Linked DNA regions of Homo sapiens: region 1 is linked to region 2. A link is an interaction called in ENCODE POLR2A ChIA-PET data of the cell type or tissue named here. Cell type or tissue: K562. All regions are shown on one strand.

Region 1 (5,000 bases), 53 kb before region 2:
CTGTGCTCACTCATTTGCATGCATCTGTTTCTGTGTGATCCATGGCTGCTTTCATACGACGATGGCAGAGTTGAGTAGTGGGCAGAGAGGGTATGACTTGCAAAGTCTCTTGGAGGGGTACAGGCCTTCTGGGCTCAGCTCCTCAGAACCATCCCCCGTGGGAGCTCCTCCAGCCACCTGGGGCTGTGTGGGGAGGACTGTGAGTTCTCAGAAGATTTGGTGCAGCAGCTCTCAGACTTGAGTTTCAGTTGTGCAGATTCCCAAGCCCATGCCTGGAATTCTGAGTCAGAGGCCCAGGTGGGGCTCAGAAACCTGGGCTTGCCGTCCACAGGATTCTGATGCTGGGGGTCCGAGGACCCATGTTTTAGGAAACCCTGGATTTGGGAAGCCTGATTTTCCCTGTCCTGGCTAGGCAGAGACGTCTCTGCAGATACGGACACCAGGCTCTCAGGGCGCCCCATCTCTGTGGTCACCACGGCCCCCAGGGGTGTCTGGGCCCCACCTTGGCTTTAGGATCAAGGTCACTGGGAGACATAACAGCCTGCCCGAGGAAGCCCTGGTCAGCAGAGCTGGGCGGCACTGGCTGGAACTGCCACCACGATAAGAGATGTCCTTCCTGGTGCCAAGCCAGGCCACCCCCTCACCAGTTCATGCCCTTTCCCAAGATGGCAACTGACCCTGCCCCAGCCCTGGCTTCTGTTGAGCTGCCTTGTCCTTTCTTATCTTGCAGGAGTCCCGCTTCTGCTCTTCTCTGCACTCGGCCACCTTGGCTCGGAAGGAAGCTGCTGGGGACCGGCCTGCTGCAACCCACCTCAGAATCTCTTTCGGACCTCAGCTGCCCCAACCCTAAAATGGGTAGGGAGATAAAAATCTGGGACTCCGGCCAGGTGCGGTGGCTCATGCCTGTAATCCCAGCACTTTGGGAGGCCGAGGTGGGTGGATCACTTGAGGTCAGGAGTTTGAGACCAGCCTGGCCAACATGGTGAAATCCCGTCTGTACTAAAAATACAAAAAGTAGCCTGGCGTGGTGGCACACGTTTGTAATCCCAGCTACTCGGGAGGCTGAGGCAGGAGAATTGCTTGAACCTGGGGGGCAGAAGTTGCAGTGAGCCGAGACCGTGCCACTTTACTCCAGCATGGGTGACAGAGCAAGACTCTGTCTAAAAAAAAAAAAACAACAAAAAAATCTGAGACTCGCAGTCAAGAGGTCTGGCTGAGGGATTATGATGAGGACCAGGCGAGGGCAGGGGTCCTGTCTGCCTTGTTTGCTGCTTAGCTCAGGGCAAATGCTCAGTCCAGTGTGTTGAGAAGTCATAGGTGGAATACCAGGCTAAGGATCCCCTCCAAATGCCCCTGTAGAGCTCACTACCAGCACAGACAGACCGTCTCCTGGAGGAACAAAGAGAGACACCAGGTGGGCTTTTTAACCATCGTCTCTTTATTTACAGCTCAAGAGCACATGCAACATGACATCATGAAACTACAAGGGCGTGGCACTTCCCCCTCCCCCTGCCGCTCCCCAACTTTAAAAAGGAAGTACAGCACCCTAGGAAGTTGCCTAAGAGTCAGAAAACCCTACACTGAGGGTCCCAGGCCGAGGTGCTCCATTCATTGCCTCCAAAAATAAAGACCAGTTGCAGCCCAGGAGGCTTGGGCCTCAGAGCCTGGGAGTTTGTCATTGCTGGTAATTAGCTACGCAAAACAGGTCTCGGATTTGCCAGCTCACACCTGAATACAAATAGCCCGAATTATCCGAATGTCCCTGACCACCCCACATTTCTGTTTTCCCCGTCGTATCCTAGACCTGTGATTCTCAAATTTGATCGTGCCCAAGAATGACCTGGAGAACTTGTGAAAAGCCAAATGGCTGGGCCCCACCCCCAGAGATTCTGGCTCAGTAGGCGTGGGGTGGTGGGGCCCAAGAATCTACATTTCTTTTTGTTTTTTTTGTCTTTTTTTGAGACAAGGTCTCGCTGTATTGCCTAAGCTGGAGTGCAGTGGTGCGATCATGGCTCACTGCAGCCTCAACCTCTTGGGCTCAAGCGATCCTCCCACCTCAGCCTGGAGAATAGCTGGGACTACAGGTGTGCACCACCATGCCCGGCTAATTTTGTTATTTTTTGCAGAGATGAGGTCTCCCTATGTTGCCTAGGCTAAGATTCTGCATTTCTACCAAGCTCCCAGGTGCTGTTACTGGCCCGGGACCGTAATCTTGAGTGTCTAAGGTCTAGAAAGCCTCTTGCACCCAGAAGTGACCCAGCCATGGATCCTGTATCAGACTGCTTGTTCTGACTTAGAATTCAGAAAATACACTCCCTGCAATATAAACCCCTGGTTCTGCAAACTGCCCTTCCCAGGAAAGGCAACCGTCCCTGCTAACCTCCTCCCCAGGAAACACACACAGTCACCATTGCCTGTCAGAGTGAAGACTATCACAGAGGTGACAGGGCTCAGTCCAACCCCGTGAAACCCCCAGTGAGGAGCCACAGTGGTTTGCTTCTCTGGCCTCTCCACTGTCTCTCCTAGCACCATTTTCCTGGCTGTTCTGTTGTTTTATAAACCGGTTCCTTGCAGGTTTCAGGTATGCTGTCTCTCCAGCTGCAGAGTGAGCCCCACGGCAGGGGCCGTGTGCCCACCACCTCAATGTTAGGTTTTGTTGGGTGGGTTGAATATGGCTTGAAATAAGGACCCACCTCCAGCAGCTCAGTGGTAGAAGGGGTTGTGGCTTTAGGATTTACTTTGTGGCTTGGTCACTCCTCAAGGGGCTGTGAAGCTGTCATTTTCCCACAAGCCTTGGCCCTCATGTCATTGCATGCTCAGCCTATTCCCAGCAGGCATGGAAACCACTCTTGGTGTCTCCAGACAAACTACGGAAAGGCAGCCCTGTGGGAACAGCAGGTATTCCTGGGATCCGCGGTGAGACTCCAGCTGGAGGAGTGCAGGAGGGTTCAGGCCACGGGCCCAGCAGCTACTGGTTGCCACCTGGCCTCCTGCTCAGCTCCCCCACTCCACCCAGGGTATCATTTTAGACTCCAGCACCCATTTTATTGCAAAGCCACTTACTCCTCCAGCCCTGCCTCGGTGCCTGGAATCTGCACATGCTGCCAAGGGCTGAGGCCAGAACAGTTTTCCAAACCTCTCTGACCATGGAACCGTACCCTGACCCTTTCTAATAGAGCATCTCATGGTCCCAGTGTTCTATGGAACACACTTTGGGGAAGGAGCTTGAATGGTGACTTAGAAATGATCTCAGAGTATGTGATGGGTCATTGTCAAAGAACCGACATCTAAAATTCTCCTAGAATAACAAATTAGCTAACACTGGAGGTTTATTAGGTGCTAGGCACTGTTCTAAACACCTTATAAGAATTCTGCGTTCACAGGCCAGGCATGCTGGCTCATGCCTGTAATCCCAGCACTTTGGGAGGCTGAGACGGGGGGATCACCTGAGGTCAGGAGTTTGAGACCAGCCTGGCCAACATGGTGAAACCCCATCTCTACTAAAAATACAAACAGTAACCGGGCGTGGTGATGCTTGCCTATAATCCCAGGTACGCGAGAGGCTGAGGCGGGAGAATCACTTGTACCCAGGAGGCAGAGGTCGCAGTGAGCCGAGATCGTGCCACTGCACTCCAGCCTGGGCAACAAGAGTGAAACTCTGTCTCAAAAGAAAAAAAAAAAAAAAGAAGTATGCATTCACTACTCACAACAACCCTATGAAGGGAGAGTTATTATTCCCATTTTACAGATGAAAAAATCAAGGCACAGAGACCTTAAGAAACTTTCCTAAGGTTGCCAAAGCTGTGAGAGGTGGAATAGGTGGATTTAACACCAGCCACACTGCTACAGATGGAAGGGGAGAGCAGAGACTCTCCGCCCCAGCTGCACCTGAAGTTACCTGGGAGAAAAACTATGAAGCCCAGACCAAACAAAACAGAAGCTTTGTGGGTGGGCCCCAGGCCTGTGAATGTTCCTGGATTATTGCAACGTGCAGCCAGCGTTGAGAGTGAGCAGGCTTGAGCAGGGGTTGGCAAACCGTGACCCTCAGGCCAAATCTGCCCCACTGCCTGGTTTTGCGCAGTTGGCAAGCAAAGAGCAGTTTTTGCACTTTTAAATGGTTTTAGAAAATTAAACTAATAATATTTTATGGCCAGGTGCGGTGGCTCACACCTGTAATCCCAGCATTTTGGGAGGCTGAGGCGGGCGGATCACCTGAGGTCAGAAGTTTGAGACCAGCCTGGCCAACATGGTAAAACCTTATCTCTACTAAAAATACAAAAATTAACCAGGTGTGGTGGCACATGCCTGTAGTCACAGCTACTTGGGAGGCTGAGGCAGGAGAATTGCTTGAACCTGGGATGAAGAGGTTGCAGTGAGCTGAGACTGAGCCACTGCATTCCAGCCTGGGCAGCAGAGCAAAACTCCATCTCCAAAAAAAAAAAAAAGGAAAGAGAGAATAATATTTTGTGACATGTGAAAAGTATACAGAATTCACATGTGTGTCCAGAAATAGTTTTCCTGGAGCATAGCCATGAATTCATTTACACACTCTCTGTGGCTGCTTCGAGCTACGGCAGAGCTGAGTAGCTGGTGGAGATCAGATGGCTTGCAAATCCTAAAATGTTTATTTGGCTCCTCACAGTAAAAGTTTGCTAAACCCTGGATTAGAGGAAACTGGCTTCTGTATGAGCAAAATAAATTTAAGATAGACCTAAGGAAGAACTTCCTGGCAGAGAGGTTGGTTAGACACTTGAGAGGGCTTTGGGATTCCCAGCTCTGGAGTTAAGAGGTTCCATCCACCCATCCCTCTTTGGAAATGTCAAATAGAGATAGCTAGGGCAAAGAGACGGGCCTTGAATTTCCAACCATGGAACTACCCTGGCAACCAGTGGCAGTTCTATGGGCATTTTAGCTTTGTCCTGACCCTCTGTGTTCTCCATGGCTGATGTCCTAGGACCATCTAACAGCTGTCCCCCAGCCATAGTAATGCTGGGCTTTCT
Region 2 (5,000 bases):
GTCCATGCTTCTGCCCAGGCTGAGCCTCGGAGGAGGCCTGGTTCCTGGTCATCTTGGGGCTGACGACAATGCTGCTGTTGGTGACTCGGGGCCCATACCAGCCTGCCCAGTACTGGGTGTCCCTGCCCCCATGCTGGAAGAGGATGTAGCGGACACCCCGGGGGTAGTCTGAGAAGGTGTAGGAGACCTGTTGGGAGGAAGGGAGAGGAAGTGACCACCGGGACGGGGGAGGGGAAGGCAGGAGCCAGGTCCTCTAAGAGAGCTGCCCAGGCTGGAAGGCAACAGCTCCAGGCCAGCAGGGGCACCCTGGGCCCTGAGGCTGCCCTTTGCTTCCTGCCATCCTGGCCCTGGGAGGAGTGGGTAGAGAGAGCAAGTGGGTGAGGCCTCACCTCTGTCCATGTGGCATTGTTCCACTGTTGGATGGTCACAGGTGGGGGCTCGAAGGAGGCCAACACGAAGTAGTCAGCCGAGGCCAGCTGCACTTTGAGTTGGTAGGTGCAGCCACAGTCGGCTCTGGCAGCAAACCTGGTGGAGGGGTTGAGAGCCCTGTGTCCAAGCCACCGAGGGCTGGCCCCAGGGGTGGGGGCAGGTGGGACCTATACATTGGAGCTCGGAGCTTCATCTCCCATCAGCTGACACTGCTCTGCCTGCAAGGCCCAGCTGGCTTCAGCGCTCCCTATGCCCCACTGTGGCCCGGGGATAAGCTGTCTGTCCATGCTGGCCTCTGTTACCCCATCTGAGAAGAGGGACCCTTTTGGGCATCCTACTAAAGATATGACCTCAAAAATCAAAAGACCCCTCCAGAGAGGCCTGGTCTGTCCAAGCCATGTCACCTGTACTTACAATGGACCAGGCTGTGGATTCAGTGGGAGAGTCAAGGGGGTGGCCTGTGTAATGGGGCTGGCACAAAGCTCACCCTCTGCTCAGCCCAGCCACCTCTCCCCCCTGCAGCTCTGCATACCCCTCCATCCTCACCGCTTTATCCTCAGAGTGGCAGCCCTGGGGCCTGCCTAGAACTGGGGTCCTGCTTCTGCCACCGGCCAAGCCAGAGCCTGGCACAGTTCTGTGCACAGAGTAGGAGCTCCAAAAAGAGTCATGGGATGAATAGGGAAAGGGGCAGGGGAGGCAGGTAGGTCAGGGGACCTGGGGGTTCCCACCCAGTCCAGAGAGGGCTGAGGTCCTCTGTTGCCCAAGTGCCTGTCAGTGCACAGTGGCTGGGCACAGTGGCTCACACCTGTAATCCCAGCACTTTGGGAGGCCGAGGTGGGTGGATCACTTGAGGTCAGGAGTTTGAAACCAGCCTGACCAGCATGGTAAGACGCTGTCTGTATTAAAAATATAAAAAAAAATAGCCGGGTGTAGTGGTGGGCACCTGTAATCCCAGCTACTCAGGATGCTGAGGCAGGAGAATCGCTTGAACATGGGAGGCGGAGGTTGCAGTGAGCCAAGATCACGCCACTGCACTCCAGCCTGGGTGACAGAGCGAGACTCCGTCTCAAAAAAAAAAAAAGTGCCTGTCCATGACAGTGCACCTGGGGGCCTCAGCCTCCTCACCTGCACACTGGGGCTACTGTGTCCTGTTGACTACGTCACAGGGTGGTGGGGAGGCCAGGAGGTGCCGCAGGGTGTGGGTGCAGAGCAGGGGCGGAGGCCGGGGCTACCTGGCTCCAGGGCACTGCTGTGCAGAGTGGGCACTTGCTATGGGTTGTCTCACGTACATGCAGCGCAGTAAGAGGAGCATGTAGAGTGTGGGGACACAGGCCATGGACCCTACTCACCAGTCCTTAACCACGATGTCCGGCCGGAATGTGTCTAGTAGCTCCTCCCAGTAGCCCTCGGCTACAAGGTCCACCAGCTGGGACTTGAGGCACATTCTGGGGAGCAGAGTTGGGGGCTTGCATACCTGGGTGTGCTCTGCATGGCCCCCCCCCTCACCCAGGCCTTGGCAGCCCCTGTGAGCCCAGGGAGGTGGTTTGGGGACCTAGGGTACCCCTTGGCCGCTGCGGGACAGGCACTGGCTGGGGCTGACTCTGGCTTTTCCTCCAGTGCAGGAGGGAGTTTGACCCACTTGTGCCTGGGCGGCATTTGATCCCAGTCCAAAGGCCCATTGTTCCAGGGCACTTTTGTAAACTCAAGTTCCTAGCTTACGGACAGATGCCTGTAGATAGCCCTGGCTTATCTTAACTGCCCAATGGACTCCTGGCCTGCTTCAGTGATCCCCACCCCCACTGTCCATTAACACAGCACTGAGTGATTTCAGGAAGCAGTGACTCTGGGCAAGTTTTGGGGCCACCTCCCTCGAGCTTCGCAGAGAGGACTTCCCTTAGGAAGACTTTGCCTGAGACTTGGCAAAGGTGTCCTGACCCTCTGTCCCCTCCACGCAAGCCTGGTAGGTTCAGTTTGCCTTACTCGTAGGATGTGACAAAATACTTCTTGACTTTGGGGTCAGGAAAATCTGTCCCGTGGGCTCCAGGGAGGCTCTCCACCTTCCAGCGGTCCCCACCATTGAAATCAATTTGCCATGCAAACATATCCTCTAGGAAGAACAGAAGCCAAGGTGAGACCCCCTGTGTAAATCCAAAGTCCAGCCCTCCCCACTTAGTCCCAGGAGGGCGGGAGGGAGGGTGGTTGGCGTTAGTGACCTTCTTGGGAGGCAGGACTTGCTCATGCTCAGGTCTCTGCGGCTGTGGACACCAAAGGGTTAACCAGCTTGTTCCTTCTCAAGGGCATTGTGTGGCCAAGGTACCCCACCAGCCCAAGTGTACCCCAACTGCACCTTGGAGCACCCCTACAAAGCACCCCTCCAACACATTCCCAACTGTCCTCACCATATCAGCTCTGATCTGACTCTGTCCCTCCCACTCAGTCCCAAACTGGCCTCACTCCTAACACGCAGCTGGAGAAAAGAATGCGTGTTACCAGAAATTCTAAACCAACCCCTTCCTCACTTCCATGTTGCGGTGGAACTCTGGGAAATACCCAAGTATCAGTTCTCAAAAAATTACGAGAGGCCTGTGAGAGTACTGTCCTCAAAGACTAATGTGAAGCCGGGCACGGTGGCTTGCGCCTGTAATCCCAGCACTTTGGGAGGCCAAGGCAGGTGGATTGCTTGAACCCAGGAGTTCAAGACCAGCCTGGGGAACATAGCGACACCCCCCCCCCCTTTTTTTTTTAATAAGTAAAATAATTTTTTAAAAAAGGCTAACGTGTTCATCCCAACACAGACTGCTTACTTGACCCAGATGGCATCCCAGATGTCCAGGAGGGAGAGGCCCTTGGTTAACTACATAACCCAGGTTGGAGGCCCTAGAGGATGGGTTTGTGGGTTTGTCGGTGGGTCATGGGAACCAAGATTCCCATAGGGCTCAGATGGCCTCTGCCCAGGGCAAGAGTGCCAAGTGGAAGAACAGGTACCCTTTGGGCTGGGCGCTGTGGTAACATTCATGGGTGGGCCTCCATTAGGTGGGCCTGGTGGGTGCAGGGGAGCAATCACCCTCTTCACACTGAACTTAGAGGACCTTAGAAGACAATGGCGCTTCTCTACTGGCGCTGCCCAGGCAATCACCAGGGCACTTTTTTTTTTTTTTTTGAGACGGAGTCTTGCTCTGTTGCCCAGGCTGGAGTGCAGTGGCGCAATCTTGGCTCACTGCAAGCTCCGCCTCCCAGGTTCACGCTATTCTCCTGCCTCAGCCTCCCAAGTAGCTGGGACTACAGGTGCCTGCCACCACGCCCAGCTAATTTTTTTACATTTTTAGTAGAGATGGGGTTTCACCTTGTTGGCCAGGATGGTCTCGATCTCCTGACCTCGTCATCCGCCCGCCTCAGCCTCCCAAAGTGTTGGGATTACAGGCGTGAGCCACCGCCCCCGGCGGTGTGGTGGCTCACGCCTGTAATCCCAGCACTTTGGGAGGCCGAGGCAGGCAGATCACCTGAGGTCAGGAATTCGAGACCAGCCTGGCCAACATGGCAAAACCTCATCTCTACTAAAAGTACAAAAATTAGCTGGGCATGGTGGTGGGCGCCTGTAATCCCAACTACTTGTGTGTGTGTGTGTGTGTGTGTGTATGTATATGTATATATGTATACACATATATGTATACATATGTATATATACGTATATATGTGTACATATATACATGTGTATATGTATACACGTGTATATATGTATACATGTGTATATACGTATATGTATACATATGTGTGTGTGTGTATATGTGAAGGTGTCACTGTGGATGCTATAGTGTGGCAAACAAGGTCCATTTGGCCCCTGGAGCTTGAAGTTTGTAGCAGAAAAAAATAAGGAAATTCTGAAAAAAAAATTTTTTTTTTTTTTTTGAGACTAAAAGTTTCACTCTTGTCACCCAGGCTGGAGTGCAATGGAGCCATCTCGGCTCACCGCAACCTCTGCCTCCCAGGTTCAAGTGATTCTCCTGCCTCAGCCTCCCAAGTAGCTGGGAATTGTAGGCGTGGGCCAGCATGCCCAACTTTGTGTGTTTTTAGTAGAGACAGGGCTTTGCCATTTTGACCAGGCTGGTCTCTAACTCCTGAGCTCAGGTGATCCGCCCATCTCGGCCTCCCAAAGTGCCGGGATTACAGGCGTGAGCCACCGCGCCTTGTGAAAAGTGTTACAGGGCATGAAATGGGGGTGCTATGCTAGAGGTGGAGAGGGCTGTTTTTAGATTGGGAGCACAGGGCAGGTCTCTGAACTGAGACCTGAAGAATGAGAAGGAACCAAGGAAGTGAGGTGGGTGTTTAGGGTTAGAGAATATTCCAGGTAGTGTGGGAATTGCAAGTGCCAAGGCCCAAGGATGAGAAGGAACGAGCCTGGTGGCAGCCTCCACCCTGCCCCCATGCCACCTTCAGCACACGGGTTGCGCAGGAGGTTCCTATGCAGGCTCCGTAGGAAGTAGAAGATTTTCCAGTCGGCCACGGGCTGGTCCCAGTCCTTGGTGATGAAGCCCTCTCGCAGGCACTTGCGTTTCCAGAGGGTCATGAGGTCG

The links. ChIA-PET counts read pairs that join two places held together with the same protein. Peaks named below come from ENCODE experiments on the same cell type or tissue, not always from the same donor. Only the 100,000 strongest peaks of a DNase experiment are listed, where the experiment ranks them.
Region 1: POLR2A ChIA-PET joins it to region 2 with 5 read pairs; 24 of 35 experiments call an interaction of 5 or more read pairs at or near these places.

What each region holds. Positions count from the first base shown.
Region 1 is chr1:11,722,275-11,727,274 of GRCh38, reverse strand. DRAXIN (dorsal inhibitory axon guidance protein) reads right to left here. Exons shown (of 7, transcript NM_198545.4): 7 at 1,418-5,000. Among named protein-coding and RNA genes, the nearest start is that of AGTRAP, 11 kb to the left of the region's middle. RefSeq lists an enhancer at 76-1,063. In K562, no CTCF peak of the experiment used is centred here; no DNase peak of the experiment used is centred here.
Region 2 is chr1:11,668,802-11,673,801 of GRCh38, reverse strand. It overlaps FBXO6 (F-box protein 6), which reads right to left. Exons shown (of 6, transcript NM_018438.6): 2 at 4,858-5,000; 3 at 2,410-2,536; 4 at 1,779-1,874; 5 at 390-525; 6 at 1-187. Among named protein-coding and RNA genes, the nearest start is that of FBXO6, 7.1 kb to the right of the region's middle. In K562, no CTCF peak of the experiment used is centred here; DNase peaks (open chromatin) are centred at 1,710, 2,211, 2,647 and 2,861.